4 separate regions of the Mus musculus genome follow, and all the other regions are linked to region 4. Evidence: chromatin loops called from intact Hi-C (ENCODE). Cell type or tissue: left cerebral cortex. All regions are shown on one strand.

Region 1 (2,500 bases), 65 kb after region 4:
TTAAGACATATGTGCAGATTGCAGAGGCCTTATGCAAATGTTATGAGATTTTACATAAGGACTCGAACAATAGATTATGATATTACAGAGATCCTGAAACCTTCCCTCCACCTCTCCCTACCTTCCAACACAGGACACAGAAGGACAATTGGAACCCCTTGCAACTTGGTTTCATTCTGAATTGTCTTTTCTCCAAGAAGAGATGTAATTTTTGTGTATAATTTATCATTCATTTACATTCTAAGCAGGCTGCCCACTGACAAGTCTTTCAAGATTCCTTTAGATTAGAGGTTTTATTGTTTTGTTTTGTTTTTGTTTGTTTGTTACCTGAAAGAATTAATCTTGTAATATCGACCTTTGTCCATCTAGAAGACTAGCTTTCCATCTTTCTTGGGTGTAGTCATCACCTGAGACCATGTACTACAGGGTCCAAGCTCCTTACTTTTTAGAAGAGAGCTCCTCTCTTGCCCCTCTGCAGCTGCCATCTATGGCAGGCAAAGTGCACATTTCTGTTGTAGAACTTATATTCACACTCCTAGAGCATGGCATGAAATCATAGCGTGAGTCTCAGTTTCCTCCAAAGTGGAGACTGAAGGGCAGCCGAAAAGAAAAAGATATTTATAGTTGTCAAGGTATGCAAGTTTTTAAGAGCAGACATGAGTGACTTAAGTTGTTCTTGGGTATGGGATTTGAACACTAATAGGAGAAAACAAGTCCCCAGATGAAGTGGCTCTTTTTTGCATATCACTTGGGGTAAATAAAAAAATAGAAATAAAATAAAATAAAATAAAATAAAAAGGAAGGACATTTCTTTACCTGACTCCCAACCATTCTCGACAATCCCTTTTTTTTTTCCCCTGGAACATCTATATTTTCAGTTGTATTTTCCAGGTCTACCCCCTACCCAGGAGGTGATATAGCTTTCTCTCCTTTTTAACATCCCCATAATTCAAGCAGCCCCATAACAGACAGGCCCAGACCCATAAAATTATTGTTGCATAGACCGTATATTGAAGCTGGAAAACACATAATAGGCGCAGAGGTTGGCATCGCTCAAATGCAAACAGCCAAGAGCTCTAACCTTTCTGTTCTTCCTTTTCAACCTTAGGAAACTGAAACCTGCCTTTTGCTACCCTCTTATTCTTATTCTTCCTTCAATTCTCAATTGAGATCCCCTTTAAAATACAACCTACTGTATACGCTACATTAATGTACGCACAGCAAAATAGCTCGGCGCCATTTCTCCAGCAAAATGACTAAAGCTATCCGCATAGGCCCCTGAGGCAAATAAACAAGCAGGCCTAACAATACAAGAGGTTGCAGATTTTCTTCTTGTTGTTGCCATGCCAACCACTCATTGCTCTGGCTGCCATTTCCCTGAGCTCCGCAGAGAGAGGCGTGTGCAGAGCAGTTACTTAGCATTCAAGGGTGGATCTGCAGGAAAACACACAGGCTTGCTGCAAACCGTCCGGCCTGGCAGCACCGGTGGATGAGACCAGAAAATGGGAATCTTTTCAAGACTTTCCTCATGAAGGTTAGGCATCTGGGCTAGAAGGAATGAGAGAGATGTAGATTTTTTCTAATTAAGGCACTTCTATAAGGTTTGTATCTGTGGTGATTGCTTTGTCCTGCCTGCATGGTTTCTACCAGATGAAGCGGGTGTGGGTGTGCACTTCTGTCATACTGTACAGCTTGTTGTATTGATGCCTACTGGATCTGAGCCTATCAGGGCCAGCTTTCATGGACAGTGCCATACAGAATGATGTCTCTTGCTCCTAGGAAGGTATGGGCTTATATATACCCCAGCTAGAAGGGTCTATGCTTTACACAATAGAGGAAGCAATGAACACCAAGTAAAGTTTTTCATCTAAATATAGAGTCATGTGATGCTTCGTTGATCATGTTTGCTTCTCAGTCAAAGTCACAGCAGGGTGACATTGTCTTAAACCAGTAATTCTGAATCAAAATATCGGGGAAAAAATGGTTTCTTGAGACTGTTCCTATTAAACCCAATGACTCAATATATTGTAGGATCGTTTCGGAATTTTAAATGCCTACAAACTTTTGAATTGACATCAGCAAAGTTCTGTCTCATAAGACATAATGTGATGCTTTAAAATGTTGATTTATTGGCACACAGTTGTTCTTGTTGTGTTCTTGAATCTAGTGGGACCATCTCGTTTGTCTTGGTTTCTATTAAATAACAGAACCACATCAGAATTGATATTTTAAAAAGTATTTCATCAGTCCCTTTGGCTAATTGACACTTAAAAAAACATTTTACTGGATTTGAGTTATTACCAAGTCTATTGTGCTAAAAACAATTTGTGCCAATTTGGTGTGTGTGTGTCTGTGTCTGTGTGTCTGTGTGTGTGTGTAATTAAATGTAGATATAATTTAATTATATTTTATGATTTTCAAACTTTCTCCTATATTTTCTAATATCCTGACTTTTTTTCTCATTTCTAATTTGCTGTTTTATTTTCTCATGATGATTTAT
Region 2 (2,500 bases), 150 kb before region 4:
GGCTGAGCCCTGGAATGAGGTCTCCCAGTGTTCTTTTGTGTCTCTGTGCCCCTTTGGGATGCAACAGGACTCCTATTCCTTCCTCCTACCCTCCTGTCTCTCTCATTTCCTCGAGGCTGACCCTCTCCATCAGGCCACCTCTGAGCGCTCCGCCTCCACCACACTTCCTACTACTGGGTGTGCCCTGGTATTTCCAACCTCCTTACAAGCGTCCCAGGGACACCAGATGAAGCTGGGTGGAGTGAGACACTGCCCAGAGCCTAGGGTGTGACTATGAAGATGATGTTTTCACGCCTTGCTGTGTAATGACTTCTAAGGTTTGCAGTCTCCTGTAAATGGGTCACTTTTCCATCTGTAAGTTGAGGAAATTAGACCAAAATGCCCAAGAAATCAACTCTAACATTCTGTGGTGTATTATGAGTCAAAAGCAAATTAACCACTACAATTTCATCAGAAATTTCATCTCCTCGATATTGGGGGTGATTTTTAAAATACGATCTCTCGGTACCTGATAGAGATGGATGAATTTATTCTAACCTCCACTTACACTGCTGCCTTCTTGGACATTTCCTTTTCAAAGGTATCTAGGAGATGCTTTTGAAAAAATTTAATTTTTTTTAAAGTGTGTGTATGTATTCAAATGCCTATGGAGGCCATAGACTTGAGAGCCCCCTGTAGCTGCAGTTCCGGGAAGTTTTGAGCTGCCTGATGTGGGTGCTGGAAAGCTAGCCCAGGTTCTCTGGAAGGTCAAGCAGTATGTGCCCTTAACTACTGAGTTGTCTCTCCAGCTGCTGGAGATGGTTTTTATTTCAACGTTATTACCTGAAGGTTGACATTTTTCCTGAGAATCCACGAGTTTTTTCGAGTTTGACAGAGGTGTTGCTTACAGTTTTCACCCTTGCTTGATATTATTACCACACCACAGATGGACTGGATGGGGAACACTTAAATTTCATGTTTCCACAAAACCTTGAGCAATGGCTGGCACACAGTAGGTCTCCAGAATTAGTTTAATCAATATATGCTTCGGATTACTGATAGAAGGTCTAGAATTCTCCACACCTCTATCCCTCCAATGTCCAGTACCAACAGGGGTTGTTCTCTATCTCAACTTCTTTTGGAGTTTTCTAGATGCACCTGTTGTTGGGTTTGCAGAAGCAAGATCAGTGATTCTTTTCCTATTAAGTGATCCATTGAAAGGATTCAGCTGTGATACAAAGAAGGGAAAAAGCAGCGTCTAAGACAGGCGACCCTCCCAACGACTGACTGAAACGACTGTCCTGGACTTCCCAAGGTCGTCCTTAAGGAGGCCGGCTTGTCTCTGTTGCTTACTTTGTGAGCCCCGAGGGACAATTCTGCAGAGCAGGCCACCCCTGGGAAGGAAGGAGCCAAGTCTCCACTGCCCTCGCCGCCCTTGGCCTTGGCTGGGCGGGGCTCTCTGGGGCTCCAAGGCTGGCTGTCCCCGCGGGGCGGGCTGCTGGCTGCGGCAGGAGGCGGGGCCCGGCGCTCCCCCTCCCCTACACTGCGACGGTGGCAGCTTAGCGCGGACCGTGGCGGAGCCAGGCTGGGGCGCGCACGGGGCGGGAACAGCCGGGGCGGGGCAGCCGCGGAGCCTGGCTGGGGCGCGCACGGGGCGGCGCTCGGGCTGCGCGGGCTCTCGGCGGTGGAGGCGGCGGCGGCAGCAGCATCCTCTCTACCTCCGCTTCCCTACGGCCTCTTTCTCTTTCCTGTCCTTCTTTCCCTCGTTTCTTCGGTCGCCGGGTCTCCCCGGCTCCTCCCACGGAGAAGCTCTAGCTCTGCGAGTAAGCTGTGACCGCGGGTGCGTCCTCTTTCCGCGCCCAGGTAAGACATCGTCCCGCCTAGCTCAGCCTGGTCCTTCCTCCCGTGCCTCTGCCAGAGAGGAGCCGCCAGCCAGGAGAGCAGGAACCGGACTGGCTGGTCTCTGCTGGACCGGTCCCCTGTGCCACGGGAGGGAGTCCGCGCAGGTTGGCGCTGTCCAGGCCTGACCTCTCCAGATGTCACACCAGGGCAAGAGACCCGGCTAGGTACTTAAGCTCTAGATTTGAAGATGAGCCAGTGACCTTGTTAGGTACCACTTAAAAAACCACTGGAAACTTCGGTTCAGGCTAGGGTGTATGTTTTGAGAGTTAATATTGCCCGAGCTATAGAAAGAAGGGTAAGAAATTATACAGAGACCCTAGGGAAGAGAATTAAAGATAGAGGATTTATTTTTATTTTATTAATTTGTTATGTGTGCCTGTCTCTGTGTGCTCACAGACACAGAGCTCTGCACAGTGAGGAAAGAGGTGAGGGGAGCCAAGCCAATTTCAAATTTCAAATTATTTCTCCAGAGACAACAGGAAGAGGAGAACTGGCATACATTGGTAATTTGGGGAAAATGAAAAACTGTTCTTTGGTTGTAGAGGGCGGGGCTCCAAGGTACAAGCCTGACAGAGCTTGGGTTTCTATGCAGTCCTTTCTTCCCAAATGAGAGGGGTGG
Region 3 (2,500 bases), 150 kb after region 4:
TTTAGCCTAAGCTGTCTCCTTTTGACAGTGTCCTTTCTGATCATATACTAAAGCTGATATCTCCTATATTTCCAAATCAAGTTCATCTTTTATCTCCTGCATATTAACCTGAATCTCATCTACTATCAAGTTTCAGTGACATTCTATATAATATAAACCACAAAATCGGTCTTCCTACTGTGTCGTCTGAAGTCCACATGTACCTGTGTAGCTGACTCCTCGTGATGGTCGTTGGAATTTACAATGAAGAACCCAGAATAACTTGTTAACATCCCCACAGTCACCACCACATACTCAGGCACATGCCCTTCCTTGCATATTCTTTTCTTCTTTTTAAACGAAATCACTATCTATTTAATTGTCAAAACTTGAAGATTTGGTTGGTATTTTCTGATGGCAGAATAGTCAATAGACTATTAGCATCTTGTCATCATTAGAGGCCTTGGCAAAGCTTTTTCTTTCCAAAGGGTATATATCTAGCACACAGTGGGTTAGAGCCCAAACCATCTAGTTCAAACCTTAAGTACTTTGCCTCTGCTGGTCCCCCACCCCCACCCCATACCCACTTGTCTATCACGTCCTATTATGTCTAGCTTGTAATTTTGTATCACGACATTGACTTGGGCTATCAAAGCACACTTTTCTAGTTCCCCTGTTTACCCTTTTCACATCAACCACACAAAAAGGAAAGGACGATTTCATTTCACGATTTCATTTCACTGGCAGGAAGGTTCCTTTCCAACAACCGATACCTGCCTGTATCTTCTTCCTTGTCTGCTCACAACTGAACTTATGCTCATGTTTGCTATAAACTCTTCTCTGCATATGGCTGTCTTCCCTTAAACACTGGGAGCCTTTTGTGAACAGGAATCAACATAAATACAGTTCCTGGCATAAATACACTTAATAAATATCCATCAAACACACTTTATCTGGTTTCTATCTTAGTATGTTTTAAGATCTATATTTTGCTGGGTGTGCATCTCTCCAATCCTGGCACTAGGACAAATGAGATGGGAGGTAGGTGATTGTTTGAGGGAAGCTTGGGCTCCCTAGCAAGACACTATCTAAAGTAAAATACTTATTTTTTAGATCCTTATTTACCTTCAAGAAGGTAAATAAAAAGTTTATTTCTGGGTCCTTAAGATCACTATGTATCATAGTTTTCTCCATGTGGGTTATGCGAGTTGTTAACAGAGGATGTCATGTCCTAGCTCCTAAGATAAAGGCCGAAGATCTGACTTGTCATTTCAAGTTGTACACTCATCTCCGTTTAAATAACATGTTTGCTATGTTTTGTTGTTGTTGTATGTTGTTTGTTTTCTTTTGTTTTGAATGTTTGCAAATAGATAAGTCTACAGCATTGGTTTTGAAGTCGGGCTGCGTCATCCAACCTCACCTCACCCCCACTTGCCTCAATGTTAGATAATACTTGTTAAAGGAATACAGCTATAAATTACGCGGACGTTTATACACGGAAGGAACATGGCAGCAGTGAGAACAAGATCACCAAAGTGCATTTAACGACCTATAAAAATAATGCTTCGTGTGATTCAAACGTTGCCTCCCAGTTTGCAACTAGCGGAAACCCACAGCTGGGTAGTTTGTCCCACCCTGCTTTAGTAAATCAAGCCCGGGAGACTTCTTCGCAGTTATCAGTAAAAACAAATTCTCACATAGGAAAACTTCTCAGTTTCCTCCCACTTGCCAAGCCAGCCTCCTGCCCTGATTTCATTTTCTAGCAATTCCCCCCTGCCTTCTTGCTAAACCCGAGATGGACTGCTGACCTCTTTGCAAGAGGTGCGAATGATGCCAGAGCTCTGCGGCTCTCCAAAGCTCCTCCTCCCCAGAGGTCGACAGTCCTTCCTTCGGACGCAGAGGTTGGGAAGCAGGACAGGGGACACTGCTGGGGTGCACTCCGAGAGGAGCAAGCAGAACCCTGGGTGCCGAAGAGGCCGCGTGGGGGACCGGCGTGCCCGTGCCATGCGGAGCGTGGACTCCCGCGGCCACCCCGCAGCTGCAGCCCCGGCCCCCGGCTCTGCTCCGCGGCTGGGCTGCCCCGCGCGGGCCGCTGTCCACAGTGGGAGGTGCTGAAAGCAGGGCGCGGGGGCGGCGGGCCGGCCGTCTGCTCCGAGCGCCCCCCTCCGCGCCGCGCCGCTCCTCCGGCCCTCCCCTCCTCCATCAGCCATGTTCCGCGCGCGGGGAGGGCTGGGGGAAGGGGCGAGAGCCGGGGGCCGGCGGCGAGGAGAGCCGCCTCTGCCTCGGGGAAGGAGGGGATGAGAGCTGGGGGGAGCAGCGCGACGAGGAGGCGGCGGCGGCCGGCGAGGAACCCGCGCTGGGTTCTGCGGTAGGACTCCCGGGAGCCACCATCATGGTGAAGAGGAAGAGCTCCGAGGGCCAGGAGCAGGACGGCGGCCGCGGCATCCCTCTGCCCATCCAGACCTTCCTGTGGCGGCAAACCAGGTGAGGGGCGCGGGGCAAGAGGTGGCGCTCGGGGGGT
Region 4 (2,500 bases):
TGCAGATATGGATTGGATCAATCCCATAGAAAAGAAAAAAAATGAATATTTATGAAAGCAAAATTAGCTCATGATCAAAAATGGGGAAGAACATGGCAGCAGGAAATGAAACTCCATCTTAATTGAATTGAAAGCACAACACAAATCTGTCAGAGGCAGAGCTTTCTAGAAGGAGGAGAAGGAACTGTATCCTTTTGTCTCCAGATTTTCTCCACTGTACTCCTGTTCTCTCTTCCTGGCATCTCCCTTCTCTCCAACCCCCACCCCCTTGCTTTTTGTTTCCGGTAACCATGGTGATACTTCCTCTCAGCAACCTTCTTTGCAGCTGGCCCTTTTGATACACAGAAAATTTACTCCATTTACTGGTTCAGGGCTCTAACAATGCTTTACCAATTCATCTATTAACCATTTTCTCCAGGATAATACAGGTGAAGAATTATTCTACAGTTAAGTCCCCTACATAAAGCACACTGTATGACAGGGATATTCAATTGTTAATTTCATTTGCTAACACGAAGGGGAGACTGGTTATGCCAAACACTGAGTTCCCTGTAATAACCTTCACCTCAGGGACAGCAAAGTCCCAGTCCTCAAACTGGTTGTCACCTTCTTTTGTATGGAACCAGAATAAAATGATTGCAGAGGGATATCACATGGCTAGCCTTGAAGTGACACATTGCCAAGCTTGTAGTTATCATATTTACAAAGCCTTTGAATTTTCTGTAGAAAAATATATACTAGTATATACACTTCTTTAATACATACCTTTTTGGGACATAAATAATAATATGGGATAGTTTTTAAATATTGTATTCATCTGTCAATGACAAAACCTCAAACTATCTCTAGTATACTTCATATAGATAATAAAATTCCAATTAATGATCATTTACTTATGTCCAGTTTGTGTAGCTTAACTTGCCTGTAATCCTATATTCCTGAAAACGAGTCTCTCTAAGCCTGCCCCGCCCCCACGTGTGTGTGTGTGTGTGTGTGTGTGTGACACAAAGGAGACCAGATGATGACATTCGTAGGCTTATAGACTTGACTCCTGGGGACACATTTGGATGGAGGCAATTAAAATGCCTGTCAGGCATTTGGTACCAGAAGTCCCCATGGCAAACCGCTAAATCCTAAGCCAGAGGCAGCATCCTTTTGTCAGTGAATGATGGCGGAGCTGAGTGGCTTGTCATCATTCTCGAAAATTCTAAGCCTAGTGAGCTCTCTCTCCCTCTCCTACTTGCCTTATTTTCCTTTCCGCCACTGCGGGGACTTTTTCTAATTTGCAGCTTCCCTTTCCACGGCACACACAGACAGGAGCTGGTGGCTTTCAGACTGCGTCTGTCTGGAGCTAGCGACACAGAACAGAGGGAGTGTTCCTGAAGCAGGGTTCTGCGGTGGCAGCTCTTACAGACTCCATTCGAGGGGTATTGCTGCATATCTACCGGTAATGCTTTAGGGCTTTTTACATTTTCTTTTCTTTTTAATCCACGTTTTCAAAGGATCAGCTTTATGTGGCCTCGGAATACTGTGTTTTAAATACGTTATTGAGCTTAAAATCCAAGCGCTGCCTTTTTTGTGCTCCAGACTCCAAGGCATACATTTATTATCTGGATATCAAGGATGAATGGACTTATTGGTGAGTTGTGATTTTTGATATTTATCTGACAAACCTATATGTATATATGTGTTTCTTTTGTTTCTCTAGGTTCCTCAGCTTGTCTCTAACAGAGGAAGCACTGATTGGGAAGCACTCAGTCAGAAAATTAAAAGGTACTGCATGATTTATTTGGACGTTTAAAGGAAGGGCAATTGAGAAAGAATTGGAATGCTTTTATTTTAGGTTTACCCTCATGGCTGGTTTTTTATCCCAGAGTGGATTGTCTGATCTTTGTCTAGAAGATGTAGGAGTTCTTATGCAGATTTCACCATCAGCCGAGGCTATTTTGAATAGAAAGTATCTAAAAAATATATGCCTTTTGTCTATGCTGCAAATACTAAGAAATATCAGCTTGCCTAGCTCATCTGTAATGTTTGGATTTTTGTCATTGTGACAGTTAACAAAATGTCTGAAATATGTGTATCACAAAGAAAATATATTTATTTGAACTTAAGAGAAACATGTTAAAAATTATTTTAGATGGAGGTTTCCTGTGGATCCATGCTTTAAAAAATAAATATTCTAAATAAAATGGTTCACCCTTTTAGATGGGAAGAGCTTTGGAGACTGAAGCCCAGGGATGACTCAGTGTTGTGAAATTTGGTGAATAAAATATTATAATTTCTATACAATATCTTTAGTATACAACAGGAAATATATTTAAAGTCAGAAATGGTTAATTTTCAAAAGAGCTTAGTATCATATGCTTTATTCAGAATTAATAACATAAGAAAATAGATCCTTTCTCTTGCTATGAAAGCAGTTGAATCCATTGATCTGGGCCTCAAGCCTTACATGAAAAATAATCATTTTTAAACTTAGCATGAGGGTGTATATTGA

What was found. Peaks named below come from ENCODE experiments on the same cell type or tissue, not always from the same donor. Only the 100,000 strongest peaks of a DNase experiment are listed, where the experiment ranks them.
Region 1: it touches region 4 in a loop (5-fold over the local background); 5 of 42 quality-filtered maps call a loop at or near these places.
Region 2: a loop joins it to region 4, with 7 times the contacts of the local background. A loop is called at or near these places in 6 of 42 quality-filtered maps.
Region 3: it touches region 4 in a loop (6-fold over the local background); 3 of 42 quality-filtered maps call a loop at or near these places.

The regions. Positions count from the first base shown.
Region 1 is chr1:66,385,535-66,388,034 of GRCm38, forward strand. All of the region lies in intron 4 of Map2 (microtubule-associated protein 2), which reads left to right. Among named protein-coding and RNA genes, the nearest start is that of Map2, 65 kb to the left of the region's middle. In left cerebral cortex, no CTCF peak of the experiment used is centred here; a DNase peak (open chromatin) is centred at 1,398; H3K4me3 peaks cover 1,129 bases; H3K27ac peaks cover 2,039 bases.
Region 2 is chr1:66,173,654-66,176,153 of GRCm38, forward strand. It overlaps a transcript of Map2 not described here. Among named protein-coding and RNA genes, the nearest start is that of Gm51629, 56 kb to the right of the region's middle. In left cerebral cortex, no CTCF peak of the experiment used is centred here; DNase peaks (open chromatin) are centred at 213 and 1,559; H3K4me3 peaks cover 1,390 bases; H3K27ac peaks cover 1,348 bases.
Region 3 is chr1:66,466,076-66,468,575 of GRCm38, forward strand. It overlaps Unc80 (unc-80, NALCN activator), which reads left to right and starts at 1,859. Exons shown (of 65, transcript NM_001368824.1): 1 at 1,859-2,463. The coding sequence starts at 2,372. In left cerebral cortex, no CTCF peak of the experiment used is centred here; DNase peaks (open chromatin) are centred at 1,490, 1,867 and 2,124; H3K4me3 peaks cover 1,156 bases; H3K27ac peaks cover 1,081 bases.
Region 4 is chr1:66,320,696-66,323,195 of GRCm38, forward strand. Map2 (microtubule-associated protein 2) reads left to right here and starts at 1,029. Exons shown (of 15, transcript NM_001310634.1): 1 at 1,029-1,447; 2 at 1,709-1,773. In left cerebral cortex, no CTCF peak of the experiment used is centred here; DNase peaks (open chromatin) are centred at 259, 1,284 and 1,798; H3K4me3 peaks cover 2,060 bases; H3K27ac peaks cover 2,500 bases.